Linked DNA regions of Mus musculus: region 1 is linked to region 2. A link is a loop called in an ENCODE intact Hi-C map of the cell type or tissue named here. Cell type or tissue: left cerebral cortex. All regions are shown on one strand. Each heading gives the region's core, and the rest is flanking DNA. Links, peaks and the distances in the headings are about the cores only. Region 1 overlaps Gm42243 (a long non-coding RNA gene). Region 2 holds the start of Shh (sonic hedgehog).

Region 1 (11,452 bases), core at 1,534-9,533, 390 kb before region 2:
AGAAGATCACCCACAGACCCCTTTGTGTTATTCTCAAGGCCACTGTCTCTCTTGTATGACCATGGTGGGACCCACAACTACTCATCATCATCCCTACAGGTAGAGGATACATGGTGAGGGCAGGCAGGACTTTGACATTTGATGTAGATATCACCATAGGGGGATAGACACCTCAGCTCCTCATTTGAGCTTTGCTTGGAACCAGAATTATGGGGTGGAGGTAGAACACATGGAGAGGAATAAAGCACATGGAGAGAGATGGAGCACATGGAGAGAGGATTTGTGATTTGGATTTCTGTTGCAGGTGTAGGGCAAGAACCCTGGAGGAAGCTAGAGACCACCTGCAGGGTACACTCAAATCCTCTGTTGTGTTGGTATAGAGTGGTCTCCAAGGACCCAGTAATGGGAGGAGGATACATTCATTTCTTTTTCTCTAAATGTTGTGTTCATACTTTTACTGAAGTGCTTTTATGCAACCATATTAAATGATCTCAACTCTTGATTTAGCAGGCATAAATTAATGGTGTTATGGTACAGAAACATAAATATGTGGGAAGTATGCACTTGCACACAAGAACATTGTTTACACAATGTTTTTAACAGTGAAAATGTAAAACAAATTTGCACATGGGTTTCTAAGAACCTGTACAGCATACAAAATTATTAGCATTTGAATCAAGCCAGGCCAAAGGACAGAGCATAAGAGAACCTGCTCTCTGCTTGTTTGGGGCCAGTTTCATTAGCCTTCCTGGGTTGGTTAATCACATCCCAGATGATGCTCTGAGATGCACTGTCTCTAAACTCAGACACATGAAAATGTTTGTCTCCTTTGGGATTTGACAATGCCCTATCAGCATAGATGTTAGTTGAGCACTTAACACACATTAAATGGCATATTTTCTTAAAAATTACATTTTATTTTAAATTGCAGTCAGAAAATAGAATTAAGTTGAGGATGTGTGTGTAGGTAGATTTAGTGACAGATTTCATTTAAGGCTATAACAAAGACACAGATAAATATTTCACAGAGGGACAGTAGGGTGGGCTGTGTAATAGTCGCTATTTTGAGTGTGGGTTCTTGACTGATTAATGACATCAAAGTTTTACATTGTTGTTCTAACCCCTAATACCTTAGAATGTGGCATTTCTTGGAAATAGCTTCATTGGAAGATGGGAAGTTAAATTAAGATGGGGTCGTTAGCACAGGCTGGAGCAGTGTGATGGCGCATCTCTTTATTTGTTACTTTTCTAAAACACCACAGCCGTGCACACTTATAGAAAGAAGGAGTCATTGGGCTTATGCTTCCAGAGGGTTAAGAGTCTGTCACCATCATGGCTAGGAGGAGTGGCAGAAGGCAGGTATGGTGACTGGAACAGCAAGCTAAGTGCTTACACCTTTCACCACAGGCACCAGCGTGACCTTGAAATGGTCTTTAAACTCTCAAAGGCCACCCTCAATGGTAGACTGGCTTCAGCAAGGCCTAACCTCTGCAAGTAGAGCCAGCAACTGTGACTAAGCAGTCAAAGACCCAAAATCCTGGGGACATCATATTCAAACTACCACAGCTCTTGAGGGAAACTTAGACACAGATAGGCAAACAGGGACAACACCACATGACAATGAAGACAGGTACTGGCTGGCCATCCTACAAGTCACAGAGCACCAGAAGCTACCAGTGCCATAGCAGTTGGTAAACCAGGGCCAGGTCCACCTTCACAACCTCAACAGAAGCTGGCTCTGCCACCCTGGAGCTGAAACTGTGCCCTTAGAAACTATTATCAGCCAGTGAGTGACACTGTGCCTCAGCCACCCTTGGAGGCCAGGACTACTTCTACATGGAGACTCATACTCGCCCTCACACCTCTTTGTGAAACCTCTTGGTTCCATGGCTTCTTGGGGTACAGAGGGTGTTGGGAATGCACCCTTAAGTTGCATCAGGATCACAGGTGTTCCTGGCTCAGCTTCTCCCTCATATCAGCCATCTTTCCCCACCATTGCCCTGCCTGGGACCGCCTACTCTTCCCTAGCTAGCATGTCTGTATTTGTCTTTGAAGTTCAGGTTGAAAGCCATGGTTTCTTTCAGGCATTTCCCCCGAGTTTCCAGTTACCCTCACTGACCTCTCCCAGAAGCTAGCAGATGGATTTTTTTCTATAGCTTTTCCTACTCTGCCTATTCCTGCTCCCCACCAGCCACTTCCCTGTATGCTTGTCTCTTCCATGGATTCCTGTCTCAGCAGGCAGCCCTGAGCTCTAGTACATTCCTATGTTTCTGTGAGGTCTGAACTAATTACACTCACTACTTACACTTGCTGTCTTCAGGAAACTCACTTGAATAGAACTTTTTTTTTTAAACTTCTCTGGAGTCTGATACTCTTTAAATATTGCATGGATCGTTCAGGTCATTCAGCTTTTCCTCCACTGAAGCATGCTGGCGTCTTCCAGGCTAAGAGGTATGTAGTCTCTGAGTGACACCACCTTTGAGCAATATGGACCATGGCAGTAACATTCTAATCACCTCTGCATCCTCTGCATCATCCCTGCATTTGGAAGTTACTTGGTAGTTTAGAACTAGAATCGAGTCCCTCAAAGTCCAAAATGCAAGTAAGCCACAGGGGACAAAGACACCCTGGAAAAGGACAGTAGAGACACAGAAGGTCTTCACCCTGGACCAGAGGGCTACCTGGATGGCGATGCAAGCACTGGTGATCCTCATCTAGGGTGGTCTGTAATGGTAAAAGAACTGTCATATCACCGTAAATGGGGTTGTTTGTTACTGCAGCATAGCAGTAACTAGTCAATTCTTGCTTTCCTATTTTCTGAGCTTCGGTTTAGCTTAGCTTCTAAGCTTTAGGATGACTTCTGCTATATGTATTTTACAAGAAGATGGATCCATGGATTATTTTAAGCTTCTCAAATTAAGTAAAATACTGTTCTCAGTAGTGCCATAAAAGCTGAATTAAGAAGAATGCTGTAACCAACCCAGCCCTCCTGGTGTTACAGATACTTGTAGCATCTGCTGAGGTGTTTTCAATGCAAGAATGCAGTATCTTACTGTGGCACAACTCTAATCTGTTGAAAGTTCCACGCTGAGTGACGTAGCTGATGGTTTCACAAGAACAGGGCCTTAGCATCAGACAAAGACATGGCCCGTGCATTTGTTTTCTATGGCTGTATAACAAATTATTGCTACATCAGGTGTTGAGGACAGTTCATCTGTGTGGTGTCACTACTCCTGCAGGCCAGCAGGTCCCAGTCAAACGAGCTGTTACTCTGCTGGGACCCCAGGAGCCACACAACCAAGGATGTGCCTAAGCTCCTATGCCTTTCGGCAGAGTTCCTCTTCTCCCAGCTGTAAAACTCAAGTCCTTGCCTCTCTGCATCCAGCTTGAGAGAGAATCCCAGGCTGTGTCTGGACTCACCTGGAGAGGTTGGAGGCCCCAGGCAGTCTGCATTCGGACTGATGGAAAGCCTGCTCACTGGGGACTCCAATTACATCTTTGAAATCCCTTAGCTTGCTGCAGACACAACCTAATTTTGAGACTAGTTTTATTACTAGTTTGGTGGGCTGCAGTTCTGTACAGGTCTGTATACCTGAGCAAGGCGACATGTTCCCTCATTGCACCCTAACCAGCATACCTGCTCTCAGGATCCAGCTCTGGAGTGCAGCCATGTGCAGTTTGTTGCATTTCCTAAACAAGGACAGGTGAGTAGCCATTCTCACACTGTGAGTGATAAGCATCAGCCCAGTTCTGTGTCAGTGGAGGTTGGATCTTCCTTAGGATTCTGCCAAACATTTCTGCTTAGCCGAACAGAATCACAGGACTTAGGTCTATCCTTGCAAAACTTGGTGGATGTTTGTCATATTTGGCCACCCCAGTTCTCTGGTCTGTTTACTATGGGCTCCTTGTTCATTCCTGTAGATCAGACACATCAAGACTGAAGTGCACACCGCTTTGAGAGAGAAGGGCTTCATATAGCTTGCTTGGGCTCTGTAGGAAGGCCAGAGGTGTGGGAAGTCCATGGAGCCACACCCCTGAACTTTAGCAAATGGGCCTGGTTAAACCCAGGTATTATTAGAGTGGGCTGCTGAGTGACTTATTCACACCATAAGCAGGTCATTGCAAGGCTCTGATACTATACAATAAGATGTCCAGATGACAATGGATGAGGAACATGGAAGGAGGCCTTCTGGGTGGGTGGCAGAGGTAGGCACATCACTCTGTGACATCATGGTACTGTGTGCCCAGACAGGTTGGTGCTGATCTGATCTCCCAGAGCGTATCTAGCTCTATAGGCTCCCAAGGGCAGCTCAACGTGTTCATCTTTGAGAAAGGAGGGTGGGCCTCACAGAGTGAGGCAGTACTGACTGGCTCTGGTGGGGGTATGGAGAGCAGGGCGGTATGTGCTGGCTGTCAGGGAGGCCTTTTATAGGATTCTCAATGTTTCCTTTATCTTGAGGAATAGTATTCCAAGTCCCTGTACAAAAGCAGAAAGCTCCGGTTGCCATGGCAACAGCCAATCTAAGGAAGCTGTGACCTACATCATGACTGAGAAAAATAGTACCTTGTCTGTGTCATCTCAGCCACTGCTTCCCGGATCAGGCGAGGCTGCATCTGTCACCTAGAGTGAACCCTCTCACCTCAGGAGAAGAGAAGCCACACTACATGCTGCAGAAACTTCGGGGGAACAACACAGGTCATAGAAAATTGTTGGTGCAGAATTGCAGACCCAGTGGAGATGGTTGGGCTCTGCTCTATAGGAACCAAGATTCGGCAGAGGGCCCTGTCAAGTCCCAGAGAGGCATGGATGGGCTGCTGGAAAGGGGGACTGCAACACAGGCCCTGGGGAGGTATAAGCCACCTGCTTGCCAACTCTCACAGTGTTCCTGCTACTCACAGTACACATGCCACGCACACACTGCACAGCATGTGCACAGCACATATGTACACACACACACACACACACACACCATGAAGACACCATATACATGCACACATACCAGGCTCATACATCACATATCATATATAGGTACTAAAAACATGCATATATCACACACACTGTGCATACCACACATGCTATACATAACACACACACCATCACTGTGTTGTACACATATACTGCACATCTCACCCCATATGTATATAATAAAACTGTTAATGCTACCCACTATGTACAATTTCATAGACACATGTTACATTGCACAGCCTTATATACCGTCCCCTATACAAACACACTACCTCTGTGTGCACACACTGTATACACACACACATACACACACACACACACACACACACACACACACACACACACCATGATCCCTCTTTAGAAAGCTTTGATATTACAGTGATGAATTGATATGTCAGTTCTAGTTAAGTTTTCAACAGAATGATTAGATTTTTGCTCTAGCCAGAAATATTGAGGGGAAGATGCCAATGTGCCAAGAAAGCTCTCTGTGGGTGTGGCCTCCAACAAGTCTGCCAGTGTGCAGTGAGAGGAGTGGAGAAGGACGCAAGCTAGCTCTCCCTCCCTGCATCCCCACTTCTGACAGCCTGAACCTTATAGCCTCCTTATAGAGAGTCTTATGTCCTCTCCTTGGCTTTAAGTGGTGACCTCCTCTAATTGCCAGGGCTTGGAAACTGGCCAGATACATAATGCTACACCGTGAAATGGATGTGTCCCCAGTTGTCTCTGCTATCCCTTTTTTCCTCATCCAGAACATTCAGGTGTCTGGGAGACAATTGAGGACAAGTGGGGACACAGATGGAATCTTGAGGCCTTTGAGGGGTGATGCTAAAATTGCCTCTGGAGGCCACCTGGGAGTCTGACTTTGAGTTGGCAGCACTTTCAATTCACACTGTACTCAGTGCAGTGTCAACATTGATGGCATGGCAGCACAGGCTCCATGTATGACCCACCAGCCAGGAAGACTGCCATCATTCTCAGAAGGATGCCCAGGACCCACATCCTTAGAAGAATCAAGCCAAAGTATTTGTCAGTGTCTTCAGCCCGGTGCACAGTCCTCACGGTGTCAGAAGTGGCACTTGACCCAGCATGCTGTGCTTTGGGCTGATGCTCTGAGCCTACACAGCTGCTTCACTCTCTTTTATTTCCCTCCTCCAGCAGCAGGCTGGAAAGCTTGGGACTCAGCATAAAAATAGAAACACTGTCTCCAATTATTTTCTTGTTATTTCCAAAGTAATGAGAGCCTGGGTTTAGTTTTTCCACCTAGCCGGTCTGAAGCTGGCACAGCTTCTCCGCTGGGCTGCTCCATAGATTCTGTCCAGCCCTTCCACCACAGTCCTTTTCCTTTGACCAGCAGGTGAGGTCTCTGGGCTGGAGGCCATTCTTTCTCCCCTGTTGGAGGCTCACCTCTCTGGTGTTCTTCCTTTAGAGTTCCACAGAGACAGGAGCTAACATCAAAGTCCCCGGTGATCCAATCTCATACGTGCCTCTGATAAGGAAATGAAAGTTGTATCACAGACTTGGCAATATTCCTTTTGGTGGTAGGGGATGGAGAGGTAGGAAGCAAAAGGCAGAGAGAGAATTGTGGACTCTGCTCTTGCTGCCTCTGGCAGGCTGTAACAAAACTCAAAAGGAGCAAAGCTTCCTCCTTACCCCGGCTGCTAATCTCATACCCACTGCCCAAAGAGGCCGGCCTGCAGTGGACTCAAGGGAAACAGCCTCCTTGAAGGACCCCATTCTTCTGGGATGTTATCACTAAAACTGTCAAGAGAAAATGAGTGTCAAAGACTAGGAAAAGGAGAGCCCTTTGTATAGTCAGCTGAAGCCTGCTGCCAAGACTTTAACTTCTAATTTTCTTTTCCTTTTATTTTGTCAACGTCTTCTGTTTTCTAGATATACACAAACACAGTCAGGTAGTGAGTCCACAGTGTCAGTATTGGGGTCTGGGCAGTGCTGGAGTGCTCTCTGCCAGGGATCTGACATCATGTATCCCTACATGGGTCAGTGGGGCTCTACAAAAGAAGAAGTGTTGGAAAAAGTCTAACCCTATCTCCCATGAGGTCTGTATCAGAGACAGGGAGTTGAGAGTGATTGACCCATAGCTTGAGAGGCTGTGTAACCGTTATCCACGCCAGTTCAATGACAAGCAGGGTAGGTCCCATTCTCACTGTGCAGGGATCACCCTGGGAAACAAAAATGATGAGAGGCTTCATTTGTAGTCTGGTTTCTGTCACCAAGATGGCATGGGCTCTGATCACTGAGACAAGGGATCACACAGGGAGACTCCTAGCATGTATGTGGCTAGGGCAGGTTATGTGACAATGGCAGCTGTCTGCCCCACAGGCTGTTATGGGATGGAATACTTTCATACTGAATGTGTATAGAACATGCCAAGAGCCAGCCAAGACTCTATAAATGGCACTTGTGGACACCACAGCAGATCTTCCTTCCCCTGAGCCTTGGCAGTCTTGCTACCATCACTGTTAGTGTGGCTTCTGGCTGTGGCTATGTTACTGGGTCAGCATGGGTGTTAGCATCTGTTTTCTGGAAGTGTGAAATCCAGCTCAGTGGTGGAGTAGGTACAGATATTCTTGGTCTACTGTTTTCATTAGCTTCTAGGCATTGGAGACACCACAGAGAAGAGTGGAGCCTGCATCCTGTGTCTCTCTCCAGCATTTTATCTGCTGTGATGCCCCCTGTCTCTTCCTTTATGTGCACTTCCATCCTGGAACATTTTTCTGAAGATCTTCCTATTCCCAGGCTCTTGTGTATGATGGGAGGAGTGACTTGGGTGTCTGAGTAGCAACAGGGATTCTCCTAGCAACACGTTGATTCTGGTGACTAGCAACTTCTGGGGCCCACACATAGACAGTCTTTTTCTTTGGGAACATATTGCTAGGCCCCATGAAGACCTGTTCTGTAGATGAAGCCTTCTCCTGGTGTCCTGTTGCCACGTGTGGGATGTCTCCATTTGTGAAGTCCTGAGCCCTATATATGGAGCCCTTACCCATTGCATGTCCATTTAGGAAGTCCTGAGCCCTGCACACCGAGCCCTGCACTGATTGCCTGTTCTTCCTATGCTTTTTGGTTGGGATGTGCCATATCCCAAGTCCTGGTCGGTAGTTGGCATTCTGATGCGGTTTGTAATCAGGCTATGGCTCCACTCATTACTGGCTCTTGAAGGGATTCTTTAGATTCAGCAAGAACAGCCCCACAGTCAGTGACTGCTCATTCCTCCCACTCTGTCCAACAGTCCAGCAACAGGGAAGCAACCATTTGCATTCCAGTGCCTGTGACAGAAGCAAACTGTCAGTCAGCGTCACCTGCCCAAATTTCTCTGTTCTCCTAAGCCAGGCTGCACCTGAGTATCTTGGAACTCCAGAGCTCTAAAAGATATTGGACACTTTCACCCTAGTCTGCCTCTGCAGCATAGGCATAGTCAGACAAGAGAAAGAGTGAGAAGAGCCACATGCAGTTACATAATTTAAACCAACTGGAGATAGAAAGAACATGTCACAATTCAGTTAAAAATGCCATGCAGTGTGTGTGTGTGTGTGTGTGTGTGTATGTATGTGTGTAGATCCAGCCAAAGAAAAATATTCAACATTTTAAAGAGACACCAGAAGAGCATATGGGATAAAAAAATACATTCCACAAAGTCTTCTGTGATTTTAAAAAATTATTAGTATTTTTTTGTGCACTGATGTTTTTCTGTGTGTATATCTGTCTATCACATGCGAGTTTGGTGTCCGCAGAGGCCAGAAGAGGGCATTTGGTACCCTGGAACTAGAGTGGTGAGTTGCCATATGGATGCTGGAAATTGAACCAAGGTCTTCTAAAAGACCATCCAGTACTCTTAACTGTCAATCAATACCAATACTTAAAGGCCTTGCTTGCCCTGTTGGATCTTGTCTCTGCCTTCCAAATTGTTTTTTCTTTCCCCTCCATCTACCTCTTAGTATCATGTAGCCAAGACTGGCCTTGAATTTCTGATCCACTTGTTTCTACTTTCTGAGTTATAGGATTACAGGTGTGTATTACTATGTCCAGTTTATGAAGTATTGGGAACCAAACCCAGGCTATTCTAGGTAAGCATGCCTCAAACGTATATTCTCAACCCTACTGCCTTCTAGTTTCTCCATTTCTGAATAGAATGTTGATCTTATGCCTGACTGGTGCTGGATTTTGGACGTATATAACTAGCTTGTTTTCACAGCTGGAGCAAAGTTTGTATCAGACCCATCACACCTGGAATTCCTCCCTATATCAGCCAATCTGGTGTTTAATTAAGACTTTGACCAGCCTTGAAAAGCTGATCCTGGACATACTTAAGACTTTGGATTCATTCATTTTGCATGTAAGGACTGCATTTTGAGGGATCCAGGAAAGAATGCTGTAGCTTGAAGTTTAGGTGCTGAAATCTGGCCCCCAGTATGCTGATACTAAGAGATGGGGCATCTGAGAAACGTGTAGGCCACAGGGTGGGGCTCTCATGCATGAGGTTGGTGGCCTTATGAAAGGACACAGGGTGTATTTGTTCCCTTTGTTCTTAAACCTTAGACTCTAGTCTCTCCTCCTTCCTGGATCCCATCTGCTGCATCTCCCCTTAGATATGCATGGCCTTTCCATGCTGGTCACAGACAGATGCCCCTGTAAGACTCCCCGTGCTCCATCCACATCCTGATCTACTTACCATTTCTCCAGCTGCCGCCGATGTATGCTCGTTCTCACTTCTGTAGCACTTCACAGATGCTTCCCCCAGCCACCAACATGCCAGCCCTGCCCCACTCTACCACCTTCTTATCCCAGTCTAATTAGCTATCCATTTTTCTACCATCCCAGAAAAGTTTCACCAAAAGTCTCCAAGGGTCCCACCCCAGTAAGTCCCCTGGTCAACAATGGAGTCCCTTCCTCCATGACAAAGTCTCCTTGATGGTTCCTTTTTATCTTTTGGAACCTAAAAATCTTGTGTAGGGCTGTCTTTGGTGCAGTTTTCTGCACCTTTATGCTCTCAGAGATTCTACTGAGGTTTAGCTTTGCTCCTGTATATGTTGAATCACATCCTGAGCCCACACATTTACTGGTGTCAAGGCCACTCATTGTCTGGATTCCTAGTCCCTGTACCAATGGTTTGCTCTGAAATCCTGATACAGCAAAAACCTGAGCCCTGCCCCTCTGCTACTCTCCTCCTTCTACTTCTCCACCAACCACCAACTCTGAGCATGGGCCTGAGCAACATAAAGAACACAGTGCATCCTACTGGTCCTGCTGGGGCTCAAGGAAGACCTATGCACCAGCATTGCCAATGATGAAATTATTTTTGGTAGAGGCAGTGCAGGGCCCAGACATCTCCATTTTTCAGGTCCCATCTCGGAGCCATTCTTGACTTCTGCCCATTCTGCTGCAGCTGGATCACCTGCAGATATTGCAGGCTCCATCTTCAGAGCCTCTGTCTGTCTTTCAGCAGCTGGAGTCTCGGCAGACGTTGTTGTGTGTGCCCATTCTTTTGCTCCTGACTTGTTCTCTTGGGATAAGCTCATATTTATTGGGCTCTTGTTTTCCAAGGTCTGATGTGAAGTTAGGCTCCTTTGATTCTTCAGAAGCTGGGATCCAACTGAACACAGAGAAGCTTAAAGCAAGGTCTCAATTTGAGGTGCCATGAACCACTAGGCCACGTGTTTTCCTAACCACTTCACCTGAAGACCTCCAGTGAGGACTTCCGAGGGAGATACTCTATAATCTACACTCCATCCTTGCCTTGAACTTTGGACCCCTAAGAGGCCATGAGAGCAAATGTCAAGTCAATCTAGCTTGTCCAATCTCAAAAGGAAATTGGCTTCTGTCTTATTCCTCTTCTCTGTTAGTACTGACAGGCATGTCCACTGACCCATCACTGCACCGCTGCTAGATCCTGTGCAAGACCCTCTTCTGCCACTGTAGAACTGAGAGAAAGATGTGTGTGTGTATTTTTCATAAAAATATATATATATATATATTTATAAAGATATATGAATCACATATTGTGTATACTGGTTGATTTTTATTTTTTACCTGTCAACTTGACAACCTAGAATCATCTAGGGAGAATATTAATGAGGAGTTATCTATATCAGGTTGGCCTGCCAGTGTTTCTGTTGGGGATTGTGTATAACTGATCTAGGACAGCTGGTTCTCAACCTATGGGTCATGACCCCTTTGGTGGTTAAACGACCCTTTCATAACGGTCCCATATCAGATATCCTGGATATCAGGTATTTAATATATTTACATTACTATTCATAACAGTAACAAATCACAGTTATGAAGTAGTGACGAGATAATTTTATAGTTAGGTGTCACCCCAACTTGAGGAGCTGTATTAAAGGGTTGCAGCATTAAGAAGGTTGAGATCCACTTATCTAGGAAGACTCAGGTCAGGGTGAGCATCAGCATTCTTTGGACAGAAGGCCCTGACCAGTATAAGAGAGATGAAAGCTAGCTGAGGGCAAG
Region 2 (11,452 bases), core at 1,757-9,756:
CTCCCTGGGCCCCTAAAGCGGAGACTAAGCTAAGAATTCGGCCACATTTCCTGTCCTTTGGAGACCATGATGGCTGATGTGCTCCACCCTGAAGCATTACCTAAAGGACTCAATGTCTTCTGGAAACAAGTGGTTATTAGTTATGCTGCCTGTCGGTGGTACTAGGTCACTACAGGGGTTCCTATGTATAAAGTAGCCCCGTGTGTCTATGCCAAAAAAAAAAAAAAAGGAAAAAGGAAAAAAAGGTAAGAGGAATCTGAGGTTAACATCCATAGTTCCAGACCAGTCCAGTCTACCTAGTGAGACTCTGTCTCAGGGAAAAATAGAAAGAAAAAAAAAAGGAAGAGTCTGCCTTCTAAAGCGCCAGCTCCACAGAGCTACATGATAATTTCCAATGCTTTATCCTATTTGCTAATCAAAAAGTATGGGAAATACAGGAAGTAGAATTTTTGAAAGTAACTCAATTTCATTGAATGTCTTTATTAGCCAAGCTAAAGAAATGCCCTCTCCAAAGTCAGCTGGCTCATCCTACAGTGAGCTGCCTTTGGCCTCACATGTTTGTCATAGTAAAGCCAGATGCCAGCGGTGATCTCTTACGGCAAACTGGTTTTCTTAGTTTATTTTTGTTGAATTCTTTCCAAATAGAAACCATTGGAGTGTGCTGCACTGATAAGAAACTTTCATCAAGTGATCAATATTAATTGAACATCATCTTAGCTGGGGACTTATAAGACCAACAGACTCTTCTAGAAGTGCATAGGTATGTTGATAACAGTCTTGATGTCAGAGTGTAAGTAACAACTCTCAGCATAAAACATGGGTATAATAAATGGGTATAATAAACATGGGTATAATAAATGGGTATAATAAACAACACAGGCCCTTGGTAAATGGCCCACATACAAAAAGCCAGATGTCTGCCACCACAGGGGATAGCAGCTAGAGGTACATGGACATTGTTCAGGGCAGCAAGCAAAAGCACAGACATAACGCACCAGGAATGACCACTGCCCAAGATCCCCCCAAGGCAAAGGCAGAGAACTCCACAGCAGGAGCAGGTCTCCACCTTCAAAGGTCAAGAGTGTCGAATCTAGAATCTTTCCTCTTGAAATTAATCAAAAGCTTAGAATGAGGTTCCCAGCATCTTTTCTACATTGAGCTGGAGAAGATCCTTCCAGATCCGATCCTGGTTCTCCGATTGGGAGTCTTCCTGGAAACCTCTCAATGGCAGCTATGAGATGTACATGGTTCCACACCTTCCCTGAGACTAGAGATGCTGGGGGTCCAATGAGTCCCAACAGGAAGGTACTCTACAGACTGTCAAGGAGGGCCAAGGTTTCTGCTGTTTCTTGATGTTAAGTGCCATCTCAGTTACCAAAGCTCAGTCCTTCAAACAAAACAAACTCCACATACTTTTAGCTTTCACTCTATAGGACTCTTGTTTTAAGACGTCTACCGCACATAGCACACAGACCAAGACTGAGCATGTAGTAGGCTAGCTCAACACTCAGTGCCCTGCATGGAGGAACCAGCTGCTAGACTCAGACAGAAGCAACTTGCCTCTGGGGAACTGACACAGACTCAGCCCTGAGCAGTCAGGACACCTGAACCTCACACACCAATCATCTGAGAATAATATGAAAATAATCTGCCAGAGCTCCGCCATGACACTGGAGAGAGGAGCACCTTAGCCACAGGGACTGTCACCAGGCTCCCTGTCCATTCTCTATCCCAGCAAGTCCATGACACATGGAGGCCTGGCCATAAGAAGTGCCAACCAAAGGCCATAGGACACTCACTGCCCTGATGTGAAGACTGCTAAGGAACCCTAAACAAGGGCCTGTCCATAAGCCCTCTGGGCATGCATATAGGGAATGACTTTGATTGCTAGGTTAACTGAGATACGAAGATATGCCCACTGTAGGTGGGACCATTTCCTGGGCTTGGGTCCTGCAATGCATAAACGGAAGCAAGGGAACCCACAACAGCACTCACCTCTCTGCTTCCTGGTTGAAAATGCAGTTTGGTCCTTTGCCACCTGCCCCTGCTCTCAGTACTTCTCTACTGTGAATCAAGAAAACCTCTCCTTCAATTTGTTTTGTCGTGGCATTTTTATCCCAGCGTCAGGAAAAGGAACTAGAAACAACATCTACAGCTTCCATCTAGGCCACCAGAGAGGCTGAAGCTCTCAAAACAAGCTCACCTCTGAGGGCACCAGGGAGATGGCTCCCGTAGTGTAACCACTAAGCATCACAAAAACTCAATGTGGACATGTCTAGTCCTGAAGCCTCCGTGTCTATCGGGCACACAGTATTTTCCTTGGAAACACTCTTACGTCAGACTGGGGAGGGAGGAAGCTGAGAGCCGGGACTAAAAGTCAGCATCAAGGGCACACTGACCACAGATGGATGGTGCCCTTGGGTGAGGAGACATGCCCCTCCAGGCCAATGGTGAGGATGGAGGCTCAGAGAAAGAATAGTGACCCTGTGTGTCCAATACAGAAAGCTACAGGACAGAGCAACTGAGGAGAACCACTCTCAGACACCCCTAGTCTTCTCCTCAGAAACTCTGATTCTGGACTACTTTTTATTTGAGCCGCAAGACGCATACATTACTCTGTGGCTTATCTTTCCAAGTGCACGTCCACGCTTCCTCTTCTGTCCTAGTCCCTGCTTCCCGTCTGCTGATGCAGCCACGTGCCCCACAGATCACAATCTGGAGCTCTATGACAGGTTCTGGGGCCAGGGACCATGAGTGCTGATGTTCCTGCCATGAATTCTCTGTGGGGTCGGACAGAATATACAAACTCTGGGCCTCTGGTTCCTCCATAGGGTTGTGTGTGTTAGTAAATTGAAATTCAATCTAAGTACACGGGGCAAGAAAGTTCTGCTAACCTGAGTTCTAGGTGACATGTGACTTCAAGCCTGGACACCCTCTCTGGGGAAGACAGTCCAAAATAAAGAGCCCAGTCCCCAAAGAGGTGAGATCCCATGGTGGCTGAAGGAGGGGATTGCTGGTGAGAGACAGAGGGGAGGAGACACCCTCTCTTTGGAGAGAGCTATCTTATGCAGCATCTTCTGCACCTGTTGTCTGGCTTCCAGACCCCACCCCAGGATTTGGGTGCACACTGTGACATGACTCAGGAGCTGGTGCAACTCGGAGCAGAGCTGCACAGCATCTGCTGAAAGTGGCTCTTTCTGAAGTGAGGAACCACTTCTCAGTCAGCAGAATCCTCTACAAAATCCCCCTGCCTCAGAGGAAGAAGAGAGCCGTACCAGCCATCTGGTTTTCTGGTTGCCCAAAGCCTTCTGGAGAAACGGTCCATGAGAACATTACAGGGTAGGAAGCTCGTTGAGTCAGGTCCTAGAAGCTTGGCTAACATTGGACAACCCAAGTGTTTGCTGAGCACCTTTGGCTTCCCTTTGTGTCCTGATTCCCACCTCAGCCAACCCCTTCTCTCATTTCTCACCCTCCATACCCACCTGGCTCCATCCTGCCAGCCCTTTCTCTCCCCTTCTGTACCACAGCAGGTGCAAACCACCAACCTCACTGCTTCTGGCTCTCAACTTGGCTTTGAAGGAGGAAGGTAGGGTCCCTCTGAAGACAGCAGAAGAAAGCACTTGTCCTTCAAAAGCATGAAAAGGGTTGATGCCCCTGGAGCTCTTGAGCTACTGCTCCGGCCCTGGGCTCTAGTTTGGACAGCAGCTGGTCCCCATGTGAGAGATCAGGTTGCTCAGGACCTCGCCTGTGAGAGGTCAAAGGGTGCTATATGGTCCTCTGTGTCCAGTGTCGAAGGAAGGGGCTTAGCTCTTAGACTCCTCCAAAAAGTGGCTGCTGCCTGGGCCAGCAGCTTCTCCTGAGCTTAGGGCCACAGCTTTCTGAACTGAGGACTGGAAGAGCTCCCAGTAGGGAGAACTTCAAAGAGGCAACGGTGGAGGGGCAGGGAGGAATTGCTGGGGCCCATTCAGTCACACACAGGTCTGAGCATTTCTCTCCACAACACCATGTCAGAGATCTCAGTGACTCCTTTATCCTACCCAGAGTTCCAAGATGTTCTAGAAAGACTAGGTGTCCTAGCATGCTTCTCTGGTGCTGTGATAAACAACCCCAGGACCAAACTAAGCTTGGGAAATGAAAGAGCTTATTTGGCTTATGTCTACACAGCACAGTGCTTCATGAGGGGAAGTCAAGGCAGGAACCCAGAAGCAAAAACTGAAACAGAAGCATGGAGGAGTGCTGCTTACTGGATTGCTCCCATGGCTTGCTCAGCCTGCTTCCTTATACCCTCATGATGACCAGCCCAGGGTTAGGACACAATAAGGGTAGCCCTCCCAAGCCAATTATCAGTCAAGAAAACACACCGTAGCCTTTCCCACTGGCCAATCTCAGTTCCTCACCTGAGTATCTCTCTTTCCAGATATGTGTAGGTTTGTGTCAGGTTGACAAATATCCAACCAGCACATTAGGAATCTACATTACAACTGGTACAGATTCCAGACACAATGGGAGCCACAGTGGCTCTGGAGCCATTGTAATACCTCAACAGCCTGGAACCTGCGAAGGATGAATGGGCACAGAACAAGGCTCCGTGACACATCATGGCACTCACATGCCAGATAAATCTGGGTGCCCCATACAGAGTTGGCCCTATACCTCATACGTCAGCATCCAGTCCTCCTTGCTCTTCTTTCTGGACAGACACCTAGATGATGTAATACCCTATTGCTCAGCCTGTCTGACAGGAGGCTCTGGTCAGAGAGAATCAAAGCAGGTACTGAGGCTCCCTAAATAAGAAGGTAAGAAGTGTATAATGGTCTCTGACCTCCATTTCCCAGTGTGAGGGAGTTGAAGGCCATCCAAAGCCAGGTACCCCTTTGCACACCCTGATGCATCTGGGCGTCCAGACTTGTGCTCACTCTGGACAGAGTGGCTTTTCACAGCTTCCTGCCTTCTCCCCTGGCTTTTGCTCTACACCCCAAACCTCCCGATTTAATGTACCTCCTCACCCGCACACGGACCCCTCACTATACATGCTCTAGAAAAATATATGAAACTCATTAAGCTTACTACCAGTCCTTTGCTCTGTCTAATAAAGCCATATGTGTTGTTCCTTGCCAGGAGTGGCCATAGAATAATATGTCCAGGGACCCAGGAGCATCCAGAAGGGACTGAAGAACATCCCCAGGAGCAGAAACCTGCAGCCAAGTGGCTCCCCTCCCCTGTCCCAAGTCTTGGGGATTCCCATCAAGGGAGTCAGCAAAGCAGAAACTCTGATGTGATTGTTTGTGAGCACAGCCCTGTAGCTGTTGGCTGACATGATTTTTTTTTTCAAAGCTCCCCAGGTGATTCTAATGCTTAGGCTTAATGGATTACCTCTCCCGGGGGCATCTGCGCTTCAGCAGCTCCAAGACTGGAGGAAAGGTGGTGGCATGTTGGAGTGCCAAAGTACCTATGGTAAAGAAATGCCCAGACCTGGGTCAGAAGAACTAGCTATGGCATCCAGACCCATCCCTTGGTCCTCTGGGCCATAAGGCCACCTGCCTACACTGAGTTTCTCTTTTCAGCCACAAATGTAGCTGGTGGCCCTGTAGAGGACGGAAATCATTTGGAGACTACAAAGATTCACAGAACTGAGGCCTGAATTAAATATCCATGGCTTACACCTTACACAGGGACTACTGAAGGTTGGAGAGGGCGTGGACAAAGTATCTCACAGCCATGTGATTCTCTGGCTGTTAACACAGAAGCAGCTTTCCCAGGCTTAGGGCTTCTCCTTGGCTGTGAGGTTTTCCTCTCCCCTAGATATCACCCCAGAGAACAAAATGGAGCAAGTGAAACTCTATTTGCCAAGATTGAAAAAAAAATCAGGAAGAAAATGAAACTTAACTGGGTGATTGGATAGAATGAGATGGTGCAGAGCTGTTCTAAGGAAAAGAAATCAACTGGGAGAAAAGAAAAGAGGCCAGCAGGCAGGGCTGGGCTGGGATCCCTAGTTCAAACTGGGGAAAGGAAATTAAGGGTTGGAAAGGAAAGACAAGTGTCAGAGAGCAAGGAGGAGCCAAAGAGCCTAGTCCTGCTTCCAGGCCCTTCCAACTGGAGACTGCAGAATTTCCCCAACCGGGCAGGCCAGGGCCGAAGGCAGAGTGAGGACGCCATCTAGCGGCAGGGCCAGAAGGGGGAAGGGGCCATGCCCAGGACTATGCCTCCAGGGGTGTGGGGCAGAGTCAAAGGTTGGCCAGTGCTCCTCAGAGTGAAGGAAAGAACGCTGGACGGAAAGAAACAAGAAGAGTGAGAGCCTGCAAATGCCCAGCAGGAGGAATAGCTGAACCTACACAAATGAGAAGTAGCCTCTGGGAGTTAAATGGCTGGCCCCACCAGGCAGAGATTGTGCTCTGGAACCTCTTACAGGCACAGGGAGGGGCCCAAATGGTCTAGAGGGGAAAGCAAAGAGAGGGAGCCATCTGGTGTCTGGAGGTGGAAGGCAGCGAGTGTCTGGTGTCTGGGAAGTGGGGAGAGGGTGGGATTCCCCGGGAAGGAGGCAGAGAATAAAGGCCACATTTCTTCCTGTGGCCAGCCTCATGATCCCGTTCTCAAGACAACAAATATGAACTGTGATTGCTTTTATCCCAGCATTTCTGCAACCTGGAACAGGAAGCAAGCTGTCCCTGGGTACGAGGAAAAAAACAACAGGGTTTATAGTAAATCTTTACTTTCCTTCTAAAGATCCTTCCAGACTCCAGGAAGGCCGGCCCTTATCAGGCTCTCTTGGAATTAGCATCCATTGTCCCTAGAGATGGAGTGGGGGTGAGCAATGGGCCAGAGCAGAACCAAGTCACCTCCTTCTTCACAGCCAAAAGGGAGGTGACCATGTCTGGGCACTCCAAGGCCAGCTGTGCCCACATAGAACACTGGCAGCTTAGGGGTTTGTTTCCAAATCACATCTGCAGGTATTCCAGGTCTCCAGGTTACAGAAATGCTTGGATAAAAGCAATCACAGTTCATATTTGTTGTCTTGAGAACAGGATCATGAGCCTGACCACAGGGAGAAATGTGGCCTTTATTTTCTGCCTCCTTCCCCAGGAAATCCCACCCACTCCCCACTGCCAATCCAAAGCTGACTAGAGCTGTCTACAGTTGCATGATCCATTCACCAGTCTATATTCAAAGACATCAAGAAGAGAGTGCTGGTCAGCATACACAGAGAACAAGGAAATACTGAAGCAAAATGAGGCTCCAGGATGCTCAAGTCTTGTCTAGCCCACCACCGGCTAGTAATATGAAAGCCACATGCCAGGCAGGCCCACTCTTCTGGATCAAGAACAGTGGGTCCCCTTTGTATCCATTTTTTCTAGTTGATGGGGGATGTACACAGAGGATACAGGCTGGAGAGTCTGGCTCTTATTTGGTCTTCGTGAAGCTGGGACCAACTCCCACTAAGAATCTGTACTTGGTCCTCATAAATCAAAGGATAGAAAACTCCAGAGAGGGCAGGTGTGCGGGCTTTAGTCAACCCTTCCAAGCCTGGGATGGTGAGGCTCTGCCATACTGCCATTGAGACTCACAGTAGACAGTAGCAAGCACTTTCCTCGCCTCACACTAACTCAAAAGCAACCAAGTTTCTAAGTCCTCTGAAAACCCCACTGCCAGCTGAGCTTCAGGTTTGCTGGGCTCTCCCTGCACTGGGACAGGATCAAGAGCCAGAGGCTGGTCTCATGGGATAACACTGGAGGACTCGGTCCCTAAGCAGGTATTCCATTCCACATAAATAGTTCGCCCATCCTAGAGGAATCTTGCCTGTGAGTAGGATGGGAGAAAAGCCAGAGCAGATTTCTATGATCTATAAAAACAAAGCGTTTCACATTCTATTTTTCTGGTTCAACTAAGACTTTTCTGGAAATTTTTCTTTTTCCTGAAAGAGTGTTGGACACCCCAAGAGTAGTGACCTCTAGACAGCATATCCTCTTCTAAGATGCCCCTTATGGCCAGAACACTGTCCTCTAGATCCCTAACACCTTCAGTCTGCAGGCCCTACACCTAGCCAGCTTCTTTCCTTGAAAATTAGCTTGCAAAGCTCCTGTGAAATACAACTGTGTTAAGGAGCCTGAATTCCACATCAACTTACCCCAGCCCTGCACTTTGCTAGGATAGATTGGAAGGGGTTCTTCACGCATGCAGCCTTGCCCACTTTCAGTTGCCCCAGGCAGATCACCTCTACCCACCAAGCACACACCAGCTGCCCTCCATGCTGGGGTGCAGCACATAGACCCACTGAACCTATGTACCCCACCACATTCTGCAGACACTCTTTACCTGCCCCTCAGCTGGGATGCATCCATCCACCTGCAGAGGCTTGAATGTGGTGCAGTCAGTGAGATACAATAAAGGACAGTATTTTAGGGCACTTAAAACAGCAACTCTTTAGGTTGTGGCCACCTGTGATTATCCTCTATCTAAAGATGCTAAATATTCAGGAGATGCTCAGGTGAGCTGTTTTCACAACCCCGTGACGTCTGTCCTGTACACTCACATCTGGGGATGGGGTGTAAATAAGGCAAACAGGAGGGAGGCAGCGTTGCCCTCAAACAATTGAGAGGCTGTTTTATGGTCAAAGCTTGTGGGGGGGGGGGGAGCATCTGGACTGTCCTTTAAAAACTTATGCTGGCTTTAACCAAAGCATCTTCCATTTAGAGAAAGTAAGGGGGAAGCAGCCCTGAGCACAAAGCAGGCAGTGCGGGGTATTTTTCCAATAAACAGGCCTCCTCCCTCCCACCCACCTTTACCTTAGTAAAGACTTTCTTTCTTTCTTTCTTTCTTTCTTTCTTTCTTTCTTTCTTTCTTTCTTTCTTTCTTTCTCTCTTTCTTTCTTTTTTAAACTGGAAGCCTTCAGGTGAAAATAAAGCCACAGCAGCCAGAGGGGGGAGAAATGTAGTCTTTCTCAGGGTTAACATCAGAAGACAAGCTTGTGCGGCTTGGCCAATCAGATGCGCCCCTGCCAGCTATAATATAGTGCGAAAGGCAGCCTGTCTCACAAGCTCTCCAGCCTTGCTACCATTTAAAATCAGGCTCTTTTTGTCTTTTAATTGCTGTCTCGAGACCCAACTCCGATGTGTTCCGTTACCAGCGACCGGCAGCCTGCCATCGCAGCCCCAGTCTGGGTGGGGATCGGAGACAAGTCCCCTGCAGCAGCGGCAGGCAAGGTTATATAGGAAGAGAAAGAGCCAGGCAGCGCCAGAGGGAACGAACGAGCCGAGCGAGGAAGGGAGAGCCGAGCGCAAGGAGGAGCGCACACGCACACACCCGCGCGTACCCGCTCGCGCACAGACAGCGCGGGGACAGCTCACAAGTCCTCAGGTTCCGCGGACGAGATGCTGCTGCTGCTGGCCAGATGTTTTCTGGTGATCCTTGCTTCCTCGCTGCTGGTGTGCCCCGGGCTGGCCTGTGGGCCCGGCAGGGGGTTTGGAAAGAGGCGGCACCCCAAAAAGCTGACCCCTTTAGCCTACAAGCAGTTTATTCCCAACGTAGCCGAGAAGACCCTAGGGGCCAGCGGCAGATATGAAGGGAAGATCACAAGAAACTCCGAACGATTTAAGGAACTCACCCCCAATTACAACCCCGACATCATATTTAAGGATGAGGAAAACACGGGAGCAGACCGGCTGATGACTCAGGTAGAGACCCATTGCGGGTGGGAAACAGACTCCTTCCCGGGAGGGGGGGGGGGTGCGTGTGACCAAGCAGTCAGCCCTGCTCTGTTTGCTCTTTGGGCAGGTAGGAAGGCGGCTTGCTCTCTCCTTCCCCACCCACCTGCCCACCTAGCACTCCTCTTCCGGGAGGAAAAAGGAGGTGAAGGGTCCAGCAGGAAGTTTAGGGTTTGCTGGAATGGGGCACCAGAAGATGGGGTTCTCTATCTTATTAGTCTCATTTTATTAGTCTCATTTAATTAGTCTCCCGGGACGACCTCCTCTAACTACCTGTATTCTAGCTTGAAACTTAGAAAGACCTTTACTCTGAGGGAGTCTGCCCTTTCCAAGTGGAGGCAGAAAATGGAGGGAGAGGGGATGCCCCTATACACTTCAAAGGGCCTCCAGGTCACTGCAAACATAGCCTGGAGCATTTCGTCCCCTAGCTCCTACCTTTTCCTTTTCTGTGTTTTTCTCCCAAGACCACCCCACCCTTTACCCCACCACCACCAAAGAACTGTAACTGAGAAAGCCTGGGGGCAGTTCTGACAAAAGGCAGGAGCTCCAGAGGCGCCCGTCTTGTCCCCACTGTATCGCGTAGCCTGACTGCGATCCCATCGTCCTCAATTGTGCCGGTCAGAGAATGTATTGATATTTCTTTAAGGATGCTCCTCATTTCTCCAGAGCCCGCGGTACCTTAGGGGAGGGACTTGGAACTTGCTGGCTTTGCAATCGCTTTAATTTTTAACCTGCTTGCATAAGAATTAAAAGCGAATAAATATTCGGCGACGAGGGTGGATGGACAGACGGCAAAGCAAAGCACGAGCCTCTCTTCCCATCCCACCTCCTTTGAGATTTCCAGGCTGCCAATCTCCCAGCCAAATCGAGACTTTCTGAAACTCCATGCACGTATGACTGGAGCTGGAAATGGGTTTCCTTGCAAATATAGGTCAGCATCCTTTTTACTGCCCTATTAAAATATTCAAGTCCTACCTTTAGGGCTAGGTGCGCCGAGCGGCTGGCGGAGCGGCGCTGGCGGGGCGCAAGTGCAGGGGGCGGGGGCTGGAGAAAACAAGAGTGGAACAGCCCGCGCGACGCGACGCGCATCTCGCCACCGGGTACCTGCTGTATGGGAAGCCTAGGAGACTAGCCTTAGGGTGGCGGGCCAGAACTGGAGCAAAGAGGAATCGTGGAGACTGAATACAGGGCTGTTCTCCCTCCATCTTCTCCCTCCATCTCCCTCATCTGCTCCCGACCACCTTAAATCTGGACCGCGAGTGTGGGCGCGCGCGCGCGGGGGAGCCGGAGAGCTGCGCGAGCTACAGTTAACTCTGCGCGGACCGCGGGGCGCCCGACTGGTGTGGCTTGAAGGAGCGAGTTCTCTCTCTGGCTCCGGGCACCCATCCCCTGGTTGGGTGCCCCGGGGGGGGGGGGGCGTCTCAGGATGAGGAGGTCCTTGGAAAGGTGTGAGGAGGTAAAAGATTACTGATGCAAAGAGGCCAGGCGTGGACACGTAGGGTACCTCAGCCCGGATGGGTCTGCAGGGGGGTCTTCGGCGGTCTGGCTCCGGTGCCCAGAGCGCCGGGCCTCTGCGTGTCGCAGAGCTGCAAGAGCGCTGAGCCACGGTAGACGCCTTTCAGCTCCACTTACTCCTGCGTTATCGATCCCGGGACTAGGGTTGCAGCGCGCTCGGGGGTTGGGGGTGGGGGCGAGCTCCGGCGGCTTGTCCCTGGCTCTGCACGCGCGGAGCGCGCCCCGCCAGAGCGCAGGGC

What was found. Hi-C counts contacts between places; a loop is a spot of excess contacts. Peaks named below come from ENCODE experiments on the same cell type or tissue, not always from the same donor. Only the 100,000 strongest peaks of a DNase experiment are listed, where the experiment ranks them.
Region 1: a loop joins it to region 2, with 4 times the contacts of the local background. A loop is called at or near these places in 3 of 42 quality-filtered maps.

Annotation. Positions count from the first base shown.
Region 1 is chr5:28,853,192-28,864,643 of GRCm38, reverse strand. It overlaps Gm42243 (a long non-coding RNA gene), which reads right to left. Exons shown (of 4, transcript XR_880913.2): 4 at 6,215-6,452. Among named protein-coding and RNA genes, the nearest start is that of Gm42243, 18 kb to the right of the region's middle. In left cerebral cortex, for the core only: no CTCF peak of the experiment used is centred there; DNase peaks (open chromatin) are centred at 6,072, 7,490, 7,737, 8,214 and 3 more places; H3K27ac peaks cover 677 bases.
Region 2 is chr5:28,464,677-28,476,128 of GRCm38, reverse strand. It overlaps Shh (sonic hedgehog), which reads left to right and starts at 9,028. Exons shown (of 3, transcript NM_009170.3): 1 at 9,028-9,668. The coding sequence starts at 9,366. It overlaps 9530036O11Rik (RIKEN cDNA 9530036O11Rik), which reads right to left and starts at 9,145. Exons shown (of 7, transcript NR_015562.2): 1 at 8,781-9,145. RefSeq lists an enhancer at 1-39. In left cerebral cortex, for the core only: a CTCF peak has its summit at 6,182; DNase peaks (open chromatin) are centred at 6,145, 6,413, 9,059 and 9,213; H3K4me3 peaks cover 841 bases; H3K27ac peaks cover 659 bases.